Regions from separate parts of the Mus musculus genome. Here region 1 is linked to region 2. The links are chromatin loops, found by intact Hi-C in ENCODE. Cell type or tissue: gastrocnemius. All regions are shown on one strand. Links, peaks and the distances in the headings refer to the core of each region. The heading gives the core; the rest is flanking DNA. Region 1 holds the start of Clk1 (CDC-like kinase 1). Region 2 holds the start of Cflar (CASP8 and FADD-like apoptosis regulator).

Region 1 (12,057 bases), core at 2,112-10,111, 290 kb before region 2:
CACTTCCAAAGTCCACCACTTTAATATCTGGATTTACTATAGTACGTTCATCACGTTTCTGAAAAGCAAAAGCGACAAGTTATAAAGCCATACTACTGAAACAAAGTATTCAATAGCACCATGATAATCACGCTGTAAGTGCTCACCATTTTGGGATTATAAGCCTCTGTGTAGTCAGACTTCACAAATAAGATGTTTTCAGGCTTCAAGTCTGTATGAGTCAATTTATTACTATGCAAAACTGGAGAAAGTACACATAATCAGTCTCAAATATCAAAACAAAATCATAAGCCCTAAATTGTAACATGTGCCTATAATCAAAGCAGTAAAAAAGCTGACACATGAAAATCTAAGTCTAAGACTAGCCTAGGTAGGGTACTGAATGAGTCCTCTTTGTGAAAGGGTCTCTCTAGCCCTGGGCTTTCCTAATACTTCCCCTGTGGAACAGTCTGGCCTGGCTGTGAGTAAAGATGTTCACCACCCGGCCTGGCTGAGATTGTCAGAACCAACAAGATGGTCTGGTCAGATTGCTCAGTGGCATGGACATGGACTACTATTATTCAAAGACCTGGGTTCAAGTTCCAGCACCCATATTAAGTGGCATAACCAACTGAAATCTCAATGCCAGGGGGGTCTGAAACCCTACAATCATGTTGTGCACACATGAAAATAACAAAATTAAACACAAGGAAAAAAACAAAAAACAAAACAAAACAAAAACCTCCTTTGGTGTCTTCTTATATAATGTAGAAAGTAATCAAAAATCTTAGTCCAGTAACGAATTCACCAGAGAAGGTGTGAGGATCTATGTCTGATAATAAATGCTTTCCATCCATACAAGGTTCTATCCACAACATTCAGGTGGTAGATAGCTACTAGGGCAGGATACTGAGATCTGAAGCTATCCTGAGACAATCAGATTGTCTCAAATCATTGAGGACTGAAACACTAACATTGCCAACTCTAGTGATGCTGGGTGTAGTTAGTAGCACTACAATCTTAGAACTAGGACAGAGTACAAGGTTGCCCTAGACTGCACAATGAGACTATGTTTCTCAGTAACAAGAAAGGAACTGAAAATATTGGCTTCCATCAGTAATCCCAGTACTTAAAAGAAAAAAACTCAGAGGGTTGCCAATTAAGACAATGACAACAGGGTATTTCTGGTTTACATATCTTGTTTGGGGGTAGGAGGCCCAGCAACCACATGGTAGCTCACAACCATCTGTAATGGGATCAGACGCCCTCTTCTGGTGTAACTGAAGAAGGCTACAGTGTACTCATATGAATAAAATAAATAAATCTTTAAAAGAAAAAAAAAAAAAAAACAAAAAAAACACCACAAAAACCAAACTGAGATTTGTTGCATTTAAATTTTTTTAGGACTCTAGGCTAAATCAGTCTTATGCATACACCTTTTACCTTTTGTTTTGAGATAAAAAGATGGCCTCAAACTTAGATTAAAAAACTACTTGAAAATTCTGATCTTTTGGGGCTGGAGAGATGACTCAACAGTTAAGATGGTCGCTCTTCTGGTCTTGAGTTTAATTCTCAGCAAACACATGGTGATTCACAACCATCTATAGTAGGATCTGATGCTCTCTCTGGCACACAGGTTTACATGCAGATAGAATACTCATACATTAAGTAAATGAATCTTTTTTTTAGAAATTCTGTTTGCTTTTGGTTTTTTTTTGTTATTGTTTTTGCCATCTGCTAGGGCTAAAAATTAGAGGCATGCATCAACATGCCCAACTTACACGTTGCTGGAGATCCAACCCAGGCTCTGCACATGCTGAGCCAACACCCACTTAACCACACTCCCAGCTTTCTTCCTGTTTTTTAAAAAAACTATTTATTTTATATATGAGTAGTACACTGTAGCTGTATTTTAGACACATTGGGCTGCATTACAGATGGTTGTGAGCCACCATGTGGTTGCTGGGATTTGAACTCAGGGCCTCTGGAAGAGCAGTCAGTGCTCTTAACCGCTAAGAGATGTCTCCAGCCCACAAGTCTAGCTTTCTGTTCACTGAATTAAATACTACAGACCAGCAACTTGTAAGCAACTAAATATTACTTTACAATAATTTCTCTTCTCTGGAGATTGAACCCAAGGATGTGCGATTAAGTCTTCCTCCCACCCCTATTGTCAACTATAGCTATTAAGAGGTATATTCAAATCTTTTTTTTTTCTTCTTCTTCAAAAGGGTTTTATGGCACCTGCTAGCCTTGAACTCAGAGATCCGCCTGCCTCTGCCTTGGAAATGCTGGGGAGTTAAAGGTGTCTACCATCCCCTGACCTTTTAAACCACTCTTAACAAGCTTGCTAACTTAATCAGCATCCAATCCCCCAATTAGTCTGTATATACTCTCAGGCTAGGCTTTTAAATCCCACAGTAGATCTCATCTTCTAGTCTTCTGTAGTCATGGGGACAGAACAAAAAGGCCTCATTTCTGTCACTGAGCTAGAGTCCCTAGAGTCCCACCAGATTCTTTTTTTTAAAGATCCAAATTAGTCTGACATTAGTCTCAAACTCAAATTTTACAAGAAATATCAAGAACTTACAGTTTACAGATTTGCATATTTGATATGCCATCTTCCTGATATGATCCATTCGAAACGGCAGAAAACTGTTTTCCTTAATGAAATCATAAGTACTAAGCCCCAGAAGTTCAAACACAATGCAAATGTGACCTCGATGCTCAAACCACTCCAACATCTGGACACAACGGCTATAAACACGTTAAAAAAACAAAACAACTCAATAATAGGGCTTACAATTCAAACCTCTCTATTTCAAGTTTTAATGTGATACTTACAAAGTACTATGGGGGTCTGTTGTATTCAAGTGTTCCAAAACTTGTATTTCCGATTGAGCAGCTTCACAGTATCTATCCACATTTTTAACTATTTTTACTGCTACACGTCTACCTCCCCTGTTAAAGAAAATAAAAGTAAGTTTTAAAAGGTGATAGATGCCAGGCAGTGGTGGTGCACACCTTTAATCTCAGCACTAGGGAGGTGGAGGCAGGCGGATTTCTGAGTTCGAGGCCAGCCTGGTCTACAAAGTGAGCTCCAGGATAGCCAGGGCTATACAGAGAAACCCTGTCTCGAAAAACCAAAAAAAAAAAAAAAACCAAAAAAAAAAAAAAACCCAAAAAAAAAAAAAAAACACTATCTCAATCTGTCTTCTTTTTTTAAAAAAGATTTATTATTATATCTAAGTACCAAAAGAGGGCGTCAGATCTCATTACAGATGGTGTGAACCACCATGTGGTTGTTGGAATTTGAACTCAGGAGCAGTCCGTTCTCTTAACCACTTGAGCCATCTCTCCAACCCCTCAACCTGTTTTCTAAGACTCAAAACAAATGCAGTTTGTTTCCTATATTGCCCACCACTGTGTCAAATACTATCTCAAATCTTTGTTCCAGGTTATCAGAAAAGTTGGTGCTAGGTCTCAACTCAACTCATTTAGAAAGTTTTTGCTACTCTTGGGGCAGAAAATGTATAGCTGATCAAAGTGGTTGCTTTAGATGAACAAGGTCCCATGGACTTTTCCCAGAACTAAACACATACAAGTATTTATAGTATTAAGGTGTTTGTATTTTCAACTGTTAATTCTGTACTGGCACAGAGCTCAATGCTGGCAGAATTTTGGTACTGTCATCTCTATGGCTCATCACCAGGTTTTCTCATCACTGGGTTTTCAATTTGTAACCTTTGTCCTTCCTTACCTGCCTAAAGGCAATCTAAGAGATGTATCACCAATCTAAGAGATGTATCACGTGCTGTCTCCCTGCTAACTGTAATAAAGAACTGACTGCCAATAGCTAGGGCAAGAAGTACCAAGGCAGAGCAGCCAGAGAGGTTTGAGACTCAAAAGCAGAATTGTAAAGGACACTGAAGGGAACAGAATAGGTAGGTAAACAGATAGCCTGCTGGCAGGACAAGTGCTAGAATAGTCAGGTTAAGTAAAGAGCAGCTGAGCCTGGCAGTGGTGGCACATGCCTTTAATACCAGCACTTGACAGGCAGAGGCAGGAGGATTTCTGAGTTCGAGGCCAGCCTGGTCTACAAATTGAGTTCCAGGACAGCCAGGGCTACAGAGAAACCCTGTCTGGAAAAACCAGAAGAAACAAAGTAAAGAGCAGCTGGGAGACTGCCTCTGCTAAAGGCCTAAGCTTTAAACTGTATTAAAAGTTTTCATGCCCTTAGTAGACTACTGGCAGGTCCCCAGCAAGTCCCTCAAAAAAGTTTCATTTATTCCAAAGTATAAAAAATAAAGATACAGAGAAAACACAAAAACAGCCATGTACTGGTCTTACAGAAGTCCAGAATTCAACTCCCAGTATCTGCACCAGGCAGCCCAACTCACAACCACCTGCATCCTGGACACATTCTTCTGGCCTCTGTACTCCTATGCATGAGTGCACACACAATTAGAAATAAAAATCACTGTCATTAGCATGTTGAATCCCTAGGTCTGATCACCAACATGGGTTGAGTGGTGTGAAAAGCACTAATGAAGCTTGATGGACCCGAATAATCACACCTATGACACCCAGCTCTGTCATGACAATTCATCTAATGAAAAACAGCCGGGCGTGATGGCGCACGCCTTTAATCCCAGCACTTGGGAGGCAGAGGCAGGCGAATTTCTGAGTTCGAGGCCAGCCTGGTCTACAAATTGAGTTCCAGGACAGCCAGAGCTACACAGAGAAACCCTGTCTCGAAAAACCAAAAAAGAAAAAAGAAAAAACAAGTCTCATACTCATTGGTGCTAGGAATTAAAACTCTCTGTCCCTTCTCCAGCCAGGAAGCTGCAAATACTATTTAGTTGGTTTTGTTTAAAAAAATACAAGAGTGAAGCCAGCCTGATCTACAGAGTGAGTTCCAGGACAGCCACGGCTACACAGAGAAACCCTGTCTCAAAAAACCAAAACCAAACAAACAAACAAAAAACCAAGAGGCCAGGTTCGATGTTGTACACCTTTGATCCCAACACTCAAAGAGGCAAGTAGATCTCTGTGAGAGCTCCAGGCCTGCAAAGTTAGACGCTGTCTCAAAAACATTCCAAAGCATTCTAGAAGCAGAGGCAGGTCAATCTGAGCACTAGGCCAGGCTGGTCGGTCTACAAAGTGAGTTCCAAGACAAGCAGGGATGTTACACAAATAAACTGTTTTGAAAAACCAAAAAAAGAAAAAAATAGGGAAACTTACACTTTATGATCGATGCATTCCACCACTTTTCCGAAAGCACCTTCACCTAAAGTATCAACAATTTCATCTAAAAAAGAGGAATAATTATTATTCATAACAGGAAATGAGAACAATGTACTTATAAGTATTATCAATGCAGATTATTCTAGGTGATGCTGCAAATTTCCTTATCATTAATTACTTATCAGCCAACACCATCCAAAAAACATACAACTATTCTTAGATCTAATTTCATTCTCAGACTAATTTCATTAACTTGATTTACTGCTGTGGAATTTAATATTAAAACTTCAAAGAAAGCAAAGACAATCCCCTCCCACCAAAAGAAATGAAAGCAAAAAAAAAAAGAAAAAAAAGAAAGAAAAAGATTTCCAAATCCCTGAAACTTTAATCTATATATACATATAGATTATGTTATCTGAAAAGTAAATAAGTGTTGAAAAATATTCTATACATCTTGCACTTAGTACGTCTCCACTCTGACAGATCAGGTGACCCTCCTCATCATCCTCTACACTCCTCGATCTTTTCCTTCGGTGACTCTTCTGGACACGTCAAGTGGGCGGCACCAGCACCAACATCATCCAGCCAATCAATACACCCGAGTGAATTCAGGGCAGAATACGAAATTCATTCAGCGGGGAGATATTCAGATACACGCCAGGCCACAAACGGTTGGCAGGAGCAATTTCAAATTCAGTCCCCAGAAATTCACAGGGCACATAGTTTATGTTAACAGGAGAAAAACATGGCAAGGAACAGATTTTCAGATAAGATACTCAAAGTGGTAAGTCAACAAAACATAAACACATTTGCTTTTCTTCTTAAAAAACAAAACAAAACTTATCTGTGGCATTCACTCAAACATAGTGTCCTAAATTCATACTACAAAACTGTAGAATGTAGTATTTACTTTAGTACCCTGTGGCCAAATTAAGATTTGGCCTAACTAATAAAGAAAATATATATTAAAATAGTAAATAAAATGATAGCCCTAATTTGGGAAGGGAAAAAAAAGGTATATAACACTATAACATTTAAAATGTTATCTGATAGATTTCCAAATTAATACATGAAAACACTAACTTCAAATCTGTAACTTAATGAGGAAAAAAATTTACACATGTTAATAAGTCATAACTAACCCTAACACAAAAATACCTAATTCCTTGGAACAAACTGACAATTTATCAAAATAGTATTTCTTGGAATAGCATTAAGACAATCTTTCCTATCATTACAGAACTAAATATCACTATTTTCATGAATTTCTTATGTAATACACAAATACTAAAAGAATACTCCTGCAAGGTAGAGTTGTGATGACTTTTATCTTGAAATTTTCTCAAACACAAAACTGTTTCCTGTTCTCCATGGGAAATAAAACCTTTCAGAACGTTTAAAAGGCACTCATACCCCGTGTGAATGGTGCTGCGAAGTGTGGTGGCGACTCCTGTGTTTACTTTTGTAACTGCTTCTTCCACTCCTACCAGAGGACTTGCTACTATGCATCTGGTATCTGCTTCCAGGTTCTCCATAGGGATGCCCTGGCTCGTAGCCCATGTAGTCATTCCTGTATTCATCAACATAGCGTCGACTATGATAAGCTTTCTCATTTATGGATCTGCTTTCCAGATAATAGCTAGAGGAGAAAAAAAGTTTGTTTTACAGCTACACCAAACAATTGCAATGTAGAGAACTGAACTCAACACGTTTGACCAAGATAGGCATTTTACCACTGGACTACAGTCCTTCCACAAATCTCCAGATTATGCAGTTAAGCAATTCTAAGTATATCATTATATATGGCCCCCAGGATTTTATACACGGTAGGCAAACGTTCTATATCTGAGCTACTCTCCCAGTATAAATCTACTTTTATATTGCAGTACTTTATATGCCTTGTAAAGATGAATTTTTAATTGTGTGTGTGTGTGTGTGTGTGTATAGGTAGTATACTAAGGAGTGCCAGAAAAGGGCATCAGGTCCTCTGGAGCTGAGTTACAGGTTAGTGGTAGTGTGTCTGAAGTGTTGGGAGCCAAACTGTCCTCTGCCAAGCTTAAGTACCAGCTAAGCTATCTTCCCAGCCCATAACCGCCTTTCTTACCTGTCTGTCGTTTTGGAGTGATCGTACCTGCAGCGCTTTTGCTCACGGGCGCTGCTATGTGATCTCTTCTTTCTTTTGTGACTGCTGCTGCTTCTCCATGTTCCATAATCCCAGTCTCTTTCATCCCAGTCAGGACAGTAAGTTCTCTTTGAATGTCTCATCTATGAAAGACAAATTTTACCAGTTAAACTGTAGTTCTGTGATGTTCAGTAGTAAATGTTTCTTTGCAAACTCCCATTAGTTTCCATCTTTCCCCTCCCCAGACAGCCTCAATATAGAGTAGCTCTAACTATGTGCACCAAGTTGCCCTTGAATTCAAAGAGCCACCTGCCTCTTGCCTCTGGAGTACTGGGATAAAATGCATGTGACCCCCAGCATTAACGTTTTGTTTAAAATCAAAGTTCTAAAATTTTAGTCAACTGTCTGCAATCATAAAAATTATTGCATTGCCTCAGATTCTGCAATGTAAACTTTATTCACAGATTTTTTTTTTTTTTTTTTTTGGTTTTTCGAGACAGGGTTTCTCTGTGTAGCCCTGGCTGTCCTGGAACTCACTTTGTAGACCAGGCTGACCTCAAACTCAGAAATCCACCTGCCTCTGCCTCCCAAATGCTGAGATTAAAGGTGTGCGCCACCATGCCCGGCCAGATTTTTTTTCACCTTGTTTTCACAATGCCCAAATTCATATTAAGTGAAAAAGGTTTAAAACCTTAAGTGAAAAAGGTTAAAACTTAAGAAAAATGTATGACAGCTCTTTCAGAAGTTCAACTTACAGGTTCACAAGGTTCAATTTCTACCCAAACCAAGTCTCCGACCAACGTAACCACAAGTGACCCTAATTAAGAAGTTTTTTTTTAACTGGGCGTGGTGGTGCACACCTTTAATCTCAGCACTCGGGAGGCAGAGGCAGGCGGACTTCTGAGTAAGAGGCCAGCCTGGTCTATAAAATGAGTTCCAGGACAGCCAGAGCTATACAGAGAAACCCTGTCTGGAACAGCCCCCGCCCCCAAAGTGTTTTGTTTGTTTTTGGTAAAATACCAGTTTGGATGTTATGAAGTGTTTGTTTACAGCTATTAAAAAAAAAAAAAAAAAAAAAAAAAAGCTGCTCAGCAGATGACCTCAATTCCCAATTCACCGTCAAGTAAATGCCCACGGTCCCCGCTGACACTCTTACTGCTAGCAGAGGGAGACTGGGAAAATTATGAAAATATGGGAGGAAAGCCTGAGAAGGTAACAGGCGCGCCTTTTATGCCGAGTCAACAAAATTCGGGCTCCACCAATAAAGCCACTCTACTTAACTGTACAGGACAGGCCATGATGTTGAAAATAAAGCTGTTCAGAGCGGAAGTGACGTACAATCTTAGGGTGTTCCCCTCCTGTTTCCTAAAGGTAAACAACTCCCCCGTTACAACTTTGTTTACAAAGGAAATTTTCTATAACTTTTTTTTTTTTGAGACAGGCTCAAAGGGGATTAAAAGGCGAGCGACAGGCAGTACAGCCCGGCCGTCTTGAGTTTTAATGTTACAAAACCTAAGTAAATCCTAAACCTTCTTAAAAATCACTTGTTCCTCGCTCTCACAAGCGCTGTCCCGGTGTGCCTCGTTTTCATTATGCTCGACTTCGCTATCTATCGACCGCCTCTGAAATTCTTTTCTTCGTCGAAGGCGGAAACTACACAGAACTGAGGTGACAGCCTGCTGTGACGCTGTCCCCGCAGCGCCCATCTCTAACAAGATCAGCGACCGCAGCGTGTGGGGCCGGCCTGGTTACCAAGACCTTTCGCTTCAAATATAAAGAAAAACAGCACCAAAACCTGCGCCGTGCCACCGCCGAGAGCAAAACCAGGACCGACCGAGTCCAAGCGAAGGCCGCGCCCTGGCGCCGCCATGGCGAAGGACGAGCGCGGCCTTCCCCCTACCGCCATCTTAGGTCCCGCCGCGGCAGCTCGGGCTCTTGCAGTCGGCCGGCCCTCCTCGGGACGCGGAGCCTGCGGGCATCGTCCCCGCCTACGCAGAAGCCAGCGGCCAGAGCTCCGCAGCCGGGGCACAGAGCCCCTTCGCGTGGCTCCGCCGTGAAGAGCCGCAGCGGGGTCCTTGGAGGCGGCGGGAAGATACAAGGAAAGGCCCTGACAGACACCGCGTCTTACCTTTCCAACCCTGAAGACAAAGCTTGCAAGGCGAAGACAAAGCTTACAAGGCGACGGCGAGAAGTCTGCAAACGATTACGACGATCTCCCAACACAAAATGGTGCGGACAGACGCAGTGCGAGCTTCTTCTCGGAAAAACTGGTGACGTAGATGGGCGGGGCCTATACCGGTCCTGAGTGCGCAGGCGCGGGCCCGCTGCCCAAATGGGCGAGGGATGGAAGGACTTGGTCCTGACTGTCCTTGCTGTGGCTTCTTGAGGATACTTAGACACTACAGGTTACAGTAATAGTATAATCCACGCTCGCTCTCCCTCTCTCCTTTTTCTCTTCCCTCCTGACTGCAACCTTTTAAACTACACCAACAAAGTATCTCTGGTTAGTAACTCAGTGACTACAGTTATGTTGACCTGTCTTAAACTAGTTTTTAGTGGTTGGGTATGACATGCACTGACGCCAAAAATGTTAGAAATGAGCATGGTGGCACACGCCTTTAATCCCAGCACTTGGGAGGCAGAGACAGGCGGATTTCTGAGTTCGAGGCCAGCCTGGTCTACAAAGTGAGTTCCAGGACAGCCAGGGCTATATATACAGAGAAACCCTGTCTCGAAAACCAAACCAAACCAAACAAAACAAAAAGTTAGAAATGGTGGAACAGGAGCGGAATAGTGTAAATAGACAGATTAGTAAGTAGTCTTGAAGACTTTGAGGATGCCCCCCCCCCCCCCATAGTAGCTTCCCCCAGCCTTGAGTAGGCTGGCTTTGACCTTGTTGCCACTGAGAATGAGACTACCTGGGGTGGAACCTTCCAACTTAGATGGCTCTATTGTTCCGTCACCTGCCACTGCTACCTGCTGAGAGGCCCTTTAGATATTCCAGAGACTTCATCCAGCAGATCACCTACAGGCTGGCAACAGGCATCAAGAATGGCTTGGGGGGCGGGGGGTTATGGTTTTGAGACAGGGTTTCTCTGTGTAGCTCTGGCTGTCCTGGAACTCACTTTGTAGACCAGGCTGGCCTCAAACTCAGAAATCCGCCTGCCTCTGCTTCCCGAGTGCTGGGATTAAAGGCGTGCGCCCCACGCCAGGCTTAAGCACAGACTCTTAGTAAACTTGGGGGCCTTGAACAGAAATGTGTCTTGGCCTCCATTATTTCTCTCGCCATTTCCTTCCATACAGCTCCGGCCTCCCACTCAGGAACCCAGTTAGTGTGGCCTCAGGCGGCTTAACTCCTATTTCGCTGGTAACTCTAAAAAGGTAGATATTAGGGGGAGGAGAAAAAGGGGGGTGCGTAGGTATCAGTTTTGCAACTCCTTTGCTTTCACCTTTAAGAGTTAATCTAGACCTGGGCATGGTGGCATATCCCAGCACTAAGGAGGCAGAGACAAGGGTTATCTCTGAGTACAAGTTCAGTGTGGTCTATATCGCAAATTCTAGCCAGAACTAAAAACAGGGGAAGAGGAGGGTGCTGGCGTTGGCTTAACAGGTAAAGACACAATGCCACCAAGCCTACCTGAGTTCAATCTCCAGGAAACACATACTGGAAAGAGAGAATCAATTCCTACACACACACACACACAAATAAAGTATTTTTTAAAGAAATTAAAAAATTTTTTAAAAATTTAAAAAATTTTAAATGTACATGTATGAATATTTTGCCTACATGTATATGTTGGGGTCCAGGAGTTGGCTCACAAACCACACAAACACTGATCTCAGTCAGACAGGGATAGTTTATTGAACATATGCCCTAAGACTGATCGATCAGGGCTGCAGCTCAGAATTCGAGGGCTGAGCCATGACTACAAACATTTCTCAGGGACAGCTTATTAAAACACACACACACACACACACACACACACACACACACACAAAGTGCTGTGAATTCATACCCAGGTGCAGGAAGTGCTGCCCGGTAGTTAGCTCTGACTCCAGCCATTTTAGATGTAACATCTCATATTGACTTTTAACTTGATGGGTCCTACATAAAGCTTTGTGGAATTTCTTAACATTAACAAACCTCATACAGAACATAACAGGATATGTGATCAGCATGACCCTGCTCTGAGTCAAGTTATTCTCTGTGTCAACAACTGGCAGGCACATTACAGCAACAGTATGAAATAGCTGGAGGGCATGGAACAAAATGACTACAGCTATGCAGGGGCCAGACCTCAACATATATATATGCACGCCAATGGATGCTTGTTGCCTAAGGAGGCCAGAAAGGAGGGTCAGATCCCTTGGAACTGGATTTACAGATGGATATGAGCCTCATGGAACCTAGATCCTCTGCAAGAACAAATGCTTTTAACCATTTCTCCAGCCCCCTAAAAACAAAACCCAAAAAACAAATTGTAATGTCTATTCCTGGTTGTCAACTTGACTATATCTAGAATGAACTACAACCCAGAATTGGAGGCCTCACTTGTGATACAGATTTTGAGGCTGGGAGATACAAGTTTCTGACCTGGATCTTGGCCTGGAGATCTTGAGGCATAGTGGCTATGAAAAGCTTAGGCCCAATCAAGGTAGTACATGTCTTTAATCCCAGGAGACTAAGGCAAGCAGATCTCAGAGTTCAC
Region 2 (12,057 bases), core at 1,648-9,647:
GACACTATTGCTGATTCCAAGAAGAGCTTGCTGACAGGAGCCTGGTATAGCTGTCCCTTGATAGGCTCTGCCAGAGCCTTACCAATACAGATGCTGATGCTCACAACCAAACATTGGACTGAGCATAGGGATCCCAATGGGGGAGGTAGGGCAAGGACTGAAGGAGCTGAAGGGGTTTGCAACCCCACAGGAAGAACAACAATATCAACCAACCAGACACCTCAAAGTGCCCAGGGACTAAACCACCAACCAAAAAGTACACATGGAGGGACCCATGGCTCCAGCTGCATATGTAGCAAAGGATGGCCTTGTTGGGCATCGGGCATCACTAGGAGGAGAACCCCTTGTTCCTGTGGAGGCTCGATGACCCAGGGTAGGGGAAAACTAGGGCGCTGAGGCAGGAGTGGGTGGGCAGGTGGGGGAGCACCCTCATAGAGGCAGGGGAGGGGATAGGGGGTTTGTAGAAGGGAAACTGGGGAGGGTGATAATATTTGAAACGTAAATAATTAAAATAACCAATAAAAAATGAAAAAAAAGAGTATGTAACATTTCTGAGATGAGCTGGAAATTTTTAAAAAATTATGAAAAGGATTTTCAATATCTTAAAAAATATAAGACTGGGGACTGGAAAGATGGTTCTGCAGTTAAGGTTGCTTGCTGCTCTTCCAGAGGACCTGAGTCTGGTTCCCAGCACCCACACCACATCAGATGTTGTTTCACAAAGAGCAGCAACTCTAGTTCCATGGGATCTGACGAGGCTGTCACGGGTACCCACATGTGCTACACCCCCTCCAGTAGTGACTAGCGTTACAGGCCTTGAAACCTGGATGCAGTCCTTAGGGGGGAAGTTCAGGGAAACTTAGTCTCCTGGAACCGTGGCATTCTGTATAAGGAATGTTTCAAACTTGTCCTTGGGAATGGATCTGTGTGCTTTCTTTCAGTATTGTATTATTATAGGTGTCTCTAAGCAGTGACTTGCCAAATACCTAAGCATAATCGAACTTTGTTTCCTGGCCTTCATCAATGTCCTAGGGTAGTCCTTGAGCCAACCCTGGACTTGGAATTCAGTAAGAATGTTGCCTATTCAGTGACATTTAGAATTGCCTCTGGTATTGTAAGTGAGATACTGAAAGAAATCAGGCATTACTCTCTACTATACAGAGTTAGAAATCTCAGGGCAAGCTTAGCAGAGTAAGTTTAGGATTTTTATTATAGTTATGTATAGCAGACTGCATTACTTATTAGTAGAAAGTTTCCCCACACAATCACTTAGAATAAAAGCCAAGTCATTCTCATATACAGGAATGTACAATGGTTTAGGAAGTAGATCGGCCTGTGGTTTGAGTAGGAGCTAGAATATTGCATTATTCATGAGAAGGTTAGCTAGAGTGGAACTCCCTAATTAGAACTATGACTTGGGTGTGAAAGCCCTTGCCCCAGGAGTGTAAAGACCTCACACCTGGCTTCCAAGAATATAGCTGACCTTAGATAGAGCTGACTTTGTCTCAGTTGTTTTATTGCCCAGTACCTGCCAGTCTTTATGTTTGCATTCCTCTGTTTTGTGTTAGAGTCATTAAGCATCCAGTAAACTCATTGTACCTTAACAATAGTGACAATGATGTGTCACCTAACTTCCCTATTTTCTTCTGTATTAAAAGTCTGGTGCTCAATTTGAAAAATTACATTCAGATACATACTCTCTCTGGATTCATGTCTGTTTGTCATCCATGCCAACTCCTTGCTCACCTGTAACTACCGGAACCCGAGTTTTGCCTGTGGATCGAGTATCCAAGTGAGGTCCGTCTGCAGCACACATGCATCTGTGCACACGCAGAGACACGTTCTCTTAATTAATGCCACCATGTAACTAGTGCATACCTTTAACCCAGTACTTCCAGAGGCAATTGGACTCAAATAAAGAAATACAGTCAACCTTATACCAAGATATTTTATAAACAGTGTAACTCTAGTCTCATGAGAAGTTATATGGTCTCCATGGGTATCCAGGTCCATATGTCCACATATATAGACATACATTTACAGCCAAATAGAATATATATATATATATATATATATATAGAGAGAGAGAGAGAGAGAGAGAGAGAGAGCCAGATATGGTAATACATGATGCACATCAATAATCCCAGCACTTGGAGAGGCAGAGGTAGGAGGACCACTTTAAGTTCTGGGCCAACTAGGGCTACATAGTGAGTCTGTCTCAAAAAAAATGGTGTTGGAGGGTGGGGAGACATACAGCAATGGAAAATCAATAATATTCTAACAGTACACAACTAACTTTGTTTCTTCATTAAGAATAAGGGGACATGGTTACAGTTCTATGGAGCTTTCTAAGTCTGTGATCCTATGGTAGAACTAGAAGTGTATTTATAACAGGCTGGCATGCTTGACTCTCAGATTATCTATGAGGTGGTAAAATCTTGATGGGGTTCATAAAATGAATCTGGGGACAGTATGTCACTAGATATTTTGTGGGAAACTCTTTACAACATTATTTAAAAGTTATTTTTTTGTTTATGTTTTCAAGACATGTTTTCCCTGTGTAGCCCTGGCTGTCTTGGAATTTGCTCTTGTAGACCAAGCTGGCTTTGAACTCACAGAGATCTGTTTACTACTGCCTCCAAAGTGCTGGGATTAAAGGTGTGTGCCATCATGCCCTTCTAAAAGTACCCCCGGCCTTAAAAAAAAAAAGATTTATTTATTTATTTTATGTGTGAGTACACTGTTGCTGTTTTCAGACACACCAGAAGAGGGCATTGGATCCCATTACAGATGGTTGTGAGCCACCATGTGGTTGCTGGGAATTGAAATCAGGACCCCTGGAAGAGCAGTCAGTGATCTTAACCACTGAGCCATCTCTCCAGCCCCCTAAAAGTTCTTGCTACAACATTTTTGTCTTCTCAGCATGCTCTCCTATATAGAAAGGGCATATATACTGTTAAATTTTAGTTATCCAAGTATTATTTATAAGAACTCTGTAAGAGTGAGAAATAAAACTTGATACACAAGAAAAAATAATGTCATATACTAGTGAATGAATGAATTAAGAGTTTGAGCTGGGTCTGGTGAACACAGGCCTAGAATCCTAGAATCCTATTGAGAGGCTGAGGTTAAACGACATTTTTACCATGGGTTGTAAGACTAGAGGTTAGTAGAGAAATGCTCTGGGAAAGAGTAAGACATACCCGAGTATGGTTACAGGCTCTGCCGGGGACAGCTGTGTCCTATTATTTTATGGGATATATATTCTGTAGCTGAGTTACATGGTTTACACTTTTCCTTTATTATTTTGTGTGTTCCATATCTGCATTGACATGCGTACAGCATCGCACACACGGAGGCTACCTGTGTGGGTGTGGTTTTTTTTTTTTTTTTCTTTCTTTTTACTTTTACAAGTCATCAGTCTTTGGGAGCAGGGAAAAATATTTACTAGTTGTACCACCTGCTCCAGTCCTTAAGTAACAAGTTTTAAAGTGTAATTTAGATCGAGGCTTAAAGGCTAAAGGCTTAGTTTTAATTTTATTATGTTTATGTGTGTGGGCACACATGCCCTGGCACACGCGTGGTTATCAGGGGACAACTTGTAGAGCTGATTCTCTCCTTTGCTTCCTGTCCTCTTCCACCACAAGGCCTCCAAGAGAGTAACACAGAAAATGTGTTGATACTTTGTCTCCTTCCACTGGAGCGGCTCCACCGGATAAAAAAGGAAGCCTACATGTTCAGACTGGTAGAAATAAAGATATTTGTTATTTTATTTGTGTTTTTCTGTATTTAAAAGTGTATCTAGCCAAAGACTTTTTTTTGTCTTTATAAAGTCAAGTAAGGGTCTGGAGAGAATGCTTTTCGGCCTCTATGCTGACTGCTCGGAAGACCTTTGTCTTTGCTAAAAACCCGGCCCAGGATGCGAGCCAGGGCTCAGAGACGCTGCGCCTGCTGCCACGTCTGCTTTCGGTTTCTGGGCGTCTCCATTTTGCGGACCCTAAAGCACGCAGCGAAGTCTCTGAGACCTGAGCCTCTCAAGCGGCCACTTAGGGCCGGACAGGTACGTGACCTGCGCGGTGTAACTGGCGCGCTACTCGCGACGCTGCGCGAGCCTGGGACCCTAAGTCCCGGGCCGCTGTGCCGTGCGCGTTCTAGCCCGGCAAGGAGGTCGCTACGAGTCCGGCGCCGGCGCTGGCGCACAGGGGATGGCGGGCGGAGCCCGGGAGGGCGCGGAGGACTGTAGCTCCTTTACTGGCTTTGCTGGCTGGGTAAGAACCAGGGCTCAGGGCGACCACAGGTGGCAACAACTCCCAGTTCAAGGAGGCCTGGTGTGTTCAGGGGATGGGATCTTCAGGGAAGTGACCCTTAATGACCCTAAGGCACCCCGGAGCTGTAGTGACTGCATTGAGGACTGGAGGGAGCACCCATAAACCCCCAAGGGGGAGCATTCCTGTGTTCCTGTCGGAAAACTAAAGATTAACTTTGCTGGCCGAGCCACAATTAGTCAAGCACAAAACATCTAGAGAATTACTCATTTCCTGGAGTTGAACTGTCCAGTTTCCAGCTTTCCTTTCGAAAAGTTGGTTCTCTCTCTCTCTCTCTCTCTCTCTCTCTCTCTCTCTCTCTCTCTCCCTCCCTCTCTCTCTCTCTCTCTCTCTCTCTCTCTCTTTTGGTGGACAAGTTCGCTGGAAGTAAATTCAAGGAGTCTAATTAAATCCTCCGGGTTCAGGTAACCTTCGAAAAAAAATTTTTTAACAGTAAAAGGGGTGGGGCCAGAAGGGAGTGTCATATGTCAGGCCTTGACCAATAGGGATGATCTAAAATTTAAAACCTAAGAAGAGATTTTAGATAAAAGGTCGACCTCCTAGTTTACAAAAGGTTCTGAACAAAGCAGAAAGCTCAGCTCTCTGGTATCACAAACAAGCTTGGTTTGTAAGCAAATTATTTTTTTATTTTATTTTTTGGTATTCTGAGACAGGACTCTATTCTCTATACAGCCCTGGCTCTCCTTAAACTCACTGTGTAGCCCAGGCTGCCCTAGACTGTGCAGAGATCCACCTGTGTCTGCCTCCTGATTGGATTACTAGGATTAGAGAGTATGTCGCTATTAGTCACTGTTCCTGGGAGTCCACCAGAGATAACCACGTAGCCAAAGTTCATAGCCTATTGAAAGTCTTTATTCCAACCAGCTGGGATGACACTTAGGTACTGTGTGTATTCAGTGACCAATGTCCAGAGCACAGGGTTTCTGAAGGCAGAGACCTCACTTGGCAGCTGGAGCGGGGGGGGGGAGTGGGGGGGGGGTGGGGGGTGGGGGGCGGGGTGGGGCGCGGAGGTGGAGGCTTTGGGTAAGCAAGCGATTTGACCGCTAAAATCTTCTCTCAGCAGCCGACCCCACCCCCGCCCGCCCCCAAAGCTGGGCGTACACCACCACACTCAGCTTCAATGGATTTTTCCAGAAGTTTTATGTTGTACATTGTTTTTGATGACATTTAATTCTTTAGCAAGTCACCACTTGCTAACCTAGTTTCCCAAGCTGCGAGAAACCCGGGTGGGGGGTGGGTGGGTGGGAAGTGGGGTGTTTCCTTCCTTCAGAGAAGTAGCATGGGGGGCGGGATTTGGGGTATGTGCGGTCTTTGGGGTTTTCTTTCTTTTTTTTTTTTTTTTTTTTTTTTTTGAGCCTTGACTGGTCAGTTTCGCCCCTAGAGGCGGAAGTTGGCTTCCTCTCTGGCTTCCTGTAACTTTCCTCCGCCCTCTTGTTAGGATTGTGGAATTCAGCAATGGCCTCGATTCAGTTTTGGTGAAATGGCGGCCATTCTCATCTTCTCGGAGCCCTTCTCTTTGCTCACACTCGCGATTCTGCCCCCGCAAGAGTACTCTGGGGACGTCCTTATCGCTGGGAGAGAGCGGTCGCATCTCATTCCTGAACCTGTTGGGCTCGCTGGGCGCGTCACCTGGCTAGCAGCTTGGGCCAGCTCCGCAGGCTAACTTTCCTGGACGCCTACTGAAGAGTCTGCTCCTCTCTGTGTTCTTTCCAGTGTCTCGTTCGATCCAGTTTTCTGGTGGTCTCCAGCGAAGACAGGCGACAAAGCCGTTGTTGAGTGGGATGGGCCGGCGACCGCCCGGTGTGAGTAATCCCAGAACCCCTCCTATTCTTGCAGTTCCCAAAGGGACTTGGGAAGTTGGAGAGCTGACTCCTGATTAATGTAGGAAAGTGTTCGTTTCCTATCTTCCACTCTTGGTTCCTTCTGTGCTTTTTGGGGATCCACTCACAGCACCTCCAGACTTGTGGCACATTCAAATCCAAGTCTTTCTTGAAGAGAGCCAAAGACTTATTAAATTAAACTTGTTACTGGACTCAAATGCCTCCTTGTTAATTTAGTGTGTGACTCTGGATGGCGTGAAATTTCGAACAAGGTACTTGGGTGTTTTTTGTTTGTTTCTATAATCCCAGCGTAGAGGCTGCCTGGACAAAGCTCAAGGACAGCTTATCCTGGCAAGAAGCCTGCTGGCCAAGAGTGAGGCAGTGAGGGTTTGGCCCAGGGCCTTCCTATACTCAAAGCATTATTTCTCTTAAATCTCAGAAACAAGAAGCACTACCTGTGTTATGACGCCCTAGCTGACCTTCACCTCTGGGAAGACTTGACACCCCACCTGGGGCAGCTGTCTTGCTCCTTACTAAGGATTTTACTTCTTATTTTGCATTGCATTTTAATATCCAAAACCTTTCAGGCAAGTTATAATATAAATAAAATATACCTGCAAAGTAAATACAGACACTGCCCCCACCTCCCACGAGTCCATTCCCTAGCGACAGCCAGAGGTGGCTGGTTCTAGTCACATACATTGGTGTACTCAAATACAGTCTTTTGGTTGCCTTTAAAAAAATTGGGAATCTTCCCTTGGCCCCAGCCATCCAGCTCCTTTTCGTATTCTTTCTCCAAACAGTCTTTCAGAACAGATGTTTGTGGTGTTGTTTTTCTGTTTCCATCCTAGTTTCCCCTCCTTCCCCATCTTGTGCAGTGGCCACTTGGATTTGTTTCATTGGCTCTTTTTTTTTCTTTCTTTCTCCTCCCTCTTCAATTCTTAGCTTTGGGGAACAATTTCTTCCTTTGTGTCACTATTGAAAGAAAAAGACTGTGTGTGTGTGTGTGTCTGTCTGTCTGTGTGCCCTTGTCTTTCTAGGTAAAATTGAACTCTTTCTGCTCTTTGTACCTTATTCTATATTTATGCTCATTCGATGATCTGTACTCATAGCCACTTTTTCTTTGTCCATTTAATGCCAGAAAACAACAACAACAACAACAACAACAAAGACAACAACAACAAATCTTAGCTTCATTATTTTCCTCTTTCTGGGGTTTCTTTGGTTGAACACATTGAAAGAATTAAGTTCTGCCAACTCGGTATCAGATTTACCACTTATTCGAGACTGTGTTCTGCATTGAACTCTTCAGTTGAAGAAGACTGTGGTATCTTCTGATTTTTTTGTTTGTTTTTTGTTTTTTTTTCGAGACAGGGTTTCTCTGTGTAGGCCTGGCTGTCCTGGAACTCACTCTGTAGACCAGGCTGGCCTCAAACTCAGAAATCCGCCTGCCTCTGCCTCCCAAGTGCTGGGACTAAAGGCGTGCGCCACCACACCCGGCTGTATCTTCTGATTTTGAAGACAGCACTTCACTATAGCCCAGGCTGGTTTGCAACTCACCACGCAGCACAGATTGGCCTTGAATTCTCCAAATCCTCCTCAGCTTCCCAAGCGCGAAGATTACTGACATGAGCTCCTGCACCCAGGTCTTTCACAGTTTTTGATCTACATTTAATACCTCAGTTTTTATTTACTTATTTGTTTATTTGATGTATGTGAATAAAATGTAGCTGTCTTCAGACACACCAGAAGAGGGCATTAGATCCCATTACAGATGGTTGTGAGCCACCATGTGGTTGCTGGGAATTGAACTCAGGACCTCTAGAAGAAGAGCAGTCAGTGCTCTTAACCGATGAGCCATCTCTCCAGCCCACCTCAGTTTTTCAGTGTGATTGAAAACTCCACTTGCTTTAACTACTTTCAAGGTTTAGTGTGCTTTGAAGTAAGTGACTTCCTTCAAAGATCTTGTTTTACAAGTGGGAACCAGAGCTTCATGGACCTGTGAAATGTTCCATGTTTAAAAGTCCCCCTTTGCCTTATATTTCTGTGATCTTTTAAAAAATACTTTTTTTCTCTTGTAGCTTTAGTTTTTGGTTTTGTTTGAGACTGAGTCTCCTGGAGCCTGGGCCAACCTTGAACTCCTGGTCCTCTCTGTTACCTTAGTTATGGGTACACACTGCCATGCTTGACTGAAAAGCATTTTTTAAAAGTTAGATCTTTGTTTAAAAGGTAGGCACTTTACAGATATCTTGCTCAAACACCTCTAGGTGTTACGGAGGGGGTCCATCAAAGTCCCTGATGGAAATGAAAGTGTATGCATTTCTCTGCTGACTGACACTCCTACCCCCTTTTAATTAGGAAACACAAAAGTAGTAACAAGTTACATACAGAACCATGGCTGAGTGACTACTGAAACCTGAACAAAAGTTTTATGCTTGACTTATGCCCTGCTTAAACCCCAAGGCCATACTATTTTAATCTGACAGATAGTTAAGGGTGTGCTTAAAGGCCTAGGGAACCTATTAAAATGTTGTGGTGGGAACAGGGGGTTTTATATATATAGCACAAGGCTTTACCCTGGAGAAATGATGCAATTGCTCTCTGCCCAGGCTTTCCACAAACAAGCTGGCCACCATTCAGCCTAAATGTGGAATCAGTCTCGTTAACCATGGTTGCTTTCAGGAATGTCAAAGAATCGTTCAGGACCAGATAGGCGAGAAGTCAGGACTACCAAGGGGGATCAGAAGAAGCAGATGGACACTTTGTTACTTTATTTCCTCAAGTTGTCCGTTTCAGAGTCTTTCCTCCCCCACCCCTCACAGTTCCACTGTTTATCATCAAAAGCAGGGAGGGCAGGAAGCTTGAGCGACCACAGACAAGCGTTGCTTCCTGGCTTGCTCCAGAGTTTCTTACGACAAAGAGAACTTTTTATAATTAGAAAAACTTCTCTATATATTGAAAGGCATGTTTAGAAGCTCCATATGGTGATCATATGTACAGCTTTGGTCTTTGAACTGAGCTTTTGTGTAACTGGACAAGTGTATTTGCCTGGTTGAAATTTTAACTCAAGCCAAGCCAAGCTTCAAATGTCATAAATGCTGAGCTGTGTTCTCTTAGTCATTTAGAGTTGTTTCTTGGCTCACCTTTTTTTTTTTTTTTTTTTTTTAACTTTGTTTGTTTTCTTTCCCAGACAGGGTTTCTCTGTGTAGCCCTGGCTGTCCTAGAACTCACTCTTTAGACCAGGCTGGCCTCGAACTCAGAAATCCACCTGCCTCTGCCTGCTGAGCACTGGAATCAAAGGTGTGTGCCACCAGCTCTCAAATTTATTTTCTTTTTCCAAGACAGGATCAGTATCTACCCCAGCCCAAGCTGGCCTTGAATTTGCCCTTCTGCCTCAGCCGTGCAAGCGCTCTGCCTGAGTTAGACTATGATGAGAGACAAACCCTCACCTTCGGTCAGCTGTGTGTGGTAGGCCCTAGGTGCCTGCCAGGCTCAGGCCTCAAGAGCTCTTGAGCAGGTGACATATGACTATCCAGTTGCAGCAGATAGGCACACAGAGAATGTCCGTTTGTCCCTTTGCAGCCTACACTGAAGCAAGGTGGAACTGGTGGCATGAGAGGCATCACCCTTGGAACCTGGACATAGACAGAGCTCAGCTGTTCTACACTGAATGAAGTAATGACAGGGCTGATAGGAGGGATTATGGGTATCAGAGGCTGGGTATGACCCCAGGAAGAGTCTCCTGTGAGCTGGGAAGACCTCATCTTAATGGGCAAACAGTGTTTCCAGCCCAACGCTAGCCTTTTAGGAAAAGGGCCAACTGATTGTCAATACATTTTGATTAAAAACTAAATAAATAAATAAAAATAAAAATGTATCCTCGGCGCTCACTCTCAATAAGCTGTCATTTCTTAAACTCTTAAAATTTATGTGCCAGAGTGTTCGTTCACCCAACCTCAAACCCAAGTTTCTACATATGTGATTGTCCCAGAAGAGACTCAAAAGTGCCGAAAAACAATTTTATTGTTGTTGTTTTGAGATAGTCTCTCTGCATAGCCCCGACTGTCCTGTTTACAGACTTTGAGAAAACATGTGGTTTTCCTGACTGCTGTTACATGAAAATATACCCCCAGTTCCCTCTGCTCCACATCAGATGGTTTAGATACTTACAGCAACAACGATAACAAAAGACAAGGCCCGGCTACCTCTTCATTGTACAACTTAGAAATGACATTTGGTCTCTGGACTCAGCTTTTGCCAAAGCATTAAAATTTAAAATCTTGCTTACACCAAGCAGTTTGGCCTGTTTTTTCTTTCTTTTTCTGCCAAGGAAATGGAAGCTTTGTAATTTATGAACGCAGCAAATCCTGCTCTGTGTGTTATCCCCACAAATTCAGTACTGCAGCAGTTTATGCATGATTGCATTTTTAACTGACATCGTCAGATATAAGATAGTAGTTCTGAGGATGTTAGACTGTTGTCTTATTTGGGGGAAATTAGTTTAAGTTTTGGGTACGTTCTGCTGGGCATGTTGGCTTATGCCTTTAATCCCAACACTTGGAAGGGAGAAGAAGGCAGATCTGTGATTTTGAGACTACCCTGGCCTACATAATGAGTTCCAGGACAGTCAGGGCTATGTAGAGAGTATGTGGGCTAGCGTTTGGCTGGAAACACTGTTTGCCCATTAAGATGAGGTCTTCCCAGCTCACAGGAGACTCTTCCTGGGGTCATACCCAGCCTCTGATACCCATAATCCCTCCTATCAGCCCTGTCATTACTTCATTCAGTGTAGAACAGCTGAGCTCTGTCTATGTCCAGGTTCCAAGGGTGATGCCTCTCATGCCACCAGTTCCACCTTGCTTCAGTGTAGGCTGCAAAGGGACAAACGGACATTCTCTGTGTGCCTATCTGCTGCAACTGGATAGTCATATGTCACCTGCTCAAGAGCTCTGAGGCCTGAGCCTGGCAGGCACCTAGGGCCTACCACACACAGCTGACTGAAGGTGAGAGTTTGTCTCTCATCGTAGTCTAACTCAGGCAGAGCCCAGAAGAAATGCCTGAAGACAGCTGTGAGGTAGGGCCAGATGAGCCAGTTTGTGACCAGGGCAAGCTATGGAAGAGAGCTGGAAAGATACAGAATTCTAACATGATGCTGAGAGGGGGCGGGGGGAGCTTTCTCAGTGGAGGCAGCTATGAAGAGGTTAAAAAAAAAACCATGTTGGGGATCAGGGAGGTATTTGGAATTGGATTATGGATAATACACAGACATGGAAGGATATTGTTAGTGCTTGGGCTATGTATGAGACGTTTGTCCCAGCAGAAATTTAACTCTAAGATGTAGCAGGCCACTCTGTCAATAGGATTCAGTTTCCTTGCTCCTGGCAACTCTGTCCATGGTTCTGGATCCAGCTAGACGTTCAGCCTCTTCCTCCAAGTACCAGGGTGCCAGGTTTGTGCTGCCATGCCTGCCGGCAGTCCCTTGGTAAAGTCCCCACTTTGCTCTTTGTTTCCAGCACTAAGCACTAACTTGGGGGCCTTGCACATGCTGAGCGAGTGCTCTCTCACTGAGGGTGCACCCCTAGCTCTCTTACTACCCTTTGAGATGGTTTCACTAAGTTGCCCAGGCTGGTCTTGAACTCACGGAGTGCAGGCAGGTCTGGAGCCTTCAATTCTTCTGCCTCAACTTCCTGAGTAGCTGGGATTACAGGTGTGTGTCGCCAGGCCTGTCTTTAAAGCCCCTGCATACCAGTTCTTTTACCTGGGGAACCTGGAAAGTTTGGAAGGGACACAGACAAAGAAGAGGAGTTTATCAAAGGGCTGTATAAAATGCACCTACTTTTGTGTCAGTTTATAATTGGAACCATTTATCATCTGTGGGCAATATTATCTGTGTGAATGAAATGTGTTGCTTG

Evidence for each region. Hi-C counts contacts between places; a loop is a spot of excess contacts. Peaks named below come from ENCODE experiments on the same cell type or tissue, not always from the same donor. Only the 100,000 strongest peaks of a DNase experiment are listed, where the experiment ranks them.
Region 1: a loop joins it to region 2, with 4 times the contacts of the local background. A loop is called at or near these places in 3 of 42 quality-filtered maps.

The regions. Positions count from the first base shown.
Region 1 is chr1:58,414,444-58,426,500 of GRCm38, forward strand. It overlaps Clk1 (CDC-like kinase 1), which reads right to left and starts at 9,645. Exons shown (of 13, transcript NM_001042634.2): 1 at 9,477-9,645; 2 at 7,331-7,491; 3 at 6,640-6,865; 4 at 5,678-5,768; 5 at 5,224-5,290; 6 at 2,824-2,940; 7 at 2,570-2,736; 8 at 147-241; 9 at 1-58. The coding sequence starts at 7,491. In gastrocnemius, for the core only: no CTCF peak of the experiment used is centred there; DNase peaks (open chromatin) are centred at 6,760, 8,487, 9,305 and 9,646; H3K4me3 peaks cover 5,656 bases; H3K27ac peaks cover 2,592 bases.
Region 2 is chr1:58,707,533-58,719,589 of GRCm38, forward strand. It overlaps Cflar (CASP8 and FADD-like apoptosis regulator), which reads left to right and starts at 5,754. Exons shown (of 10, transcript NM_207653.6): 1 at 5,754-6,127. In gastrocnemius, for the core only: CTCF peaks have their summits at 2,743 (motif pointing right) and 5,708; DNase peaks (open chromatin) are centred at 3,987, 4,140, 5,124, 5,319 and 2 more places; H3K4me3 peaks cover 6,226 bases; H3K27ac peaks cover 7,154 bases.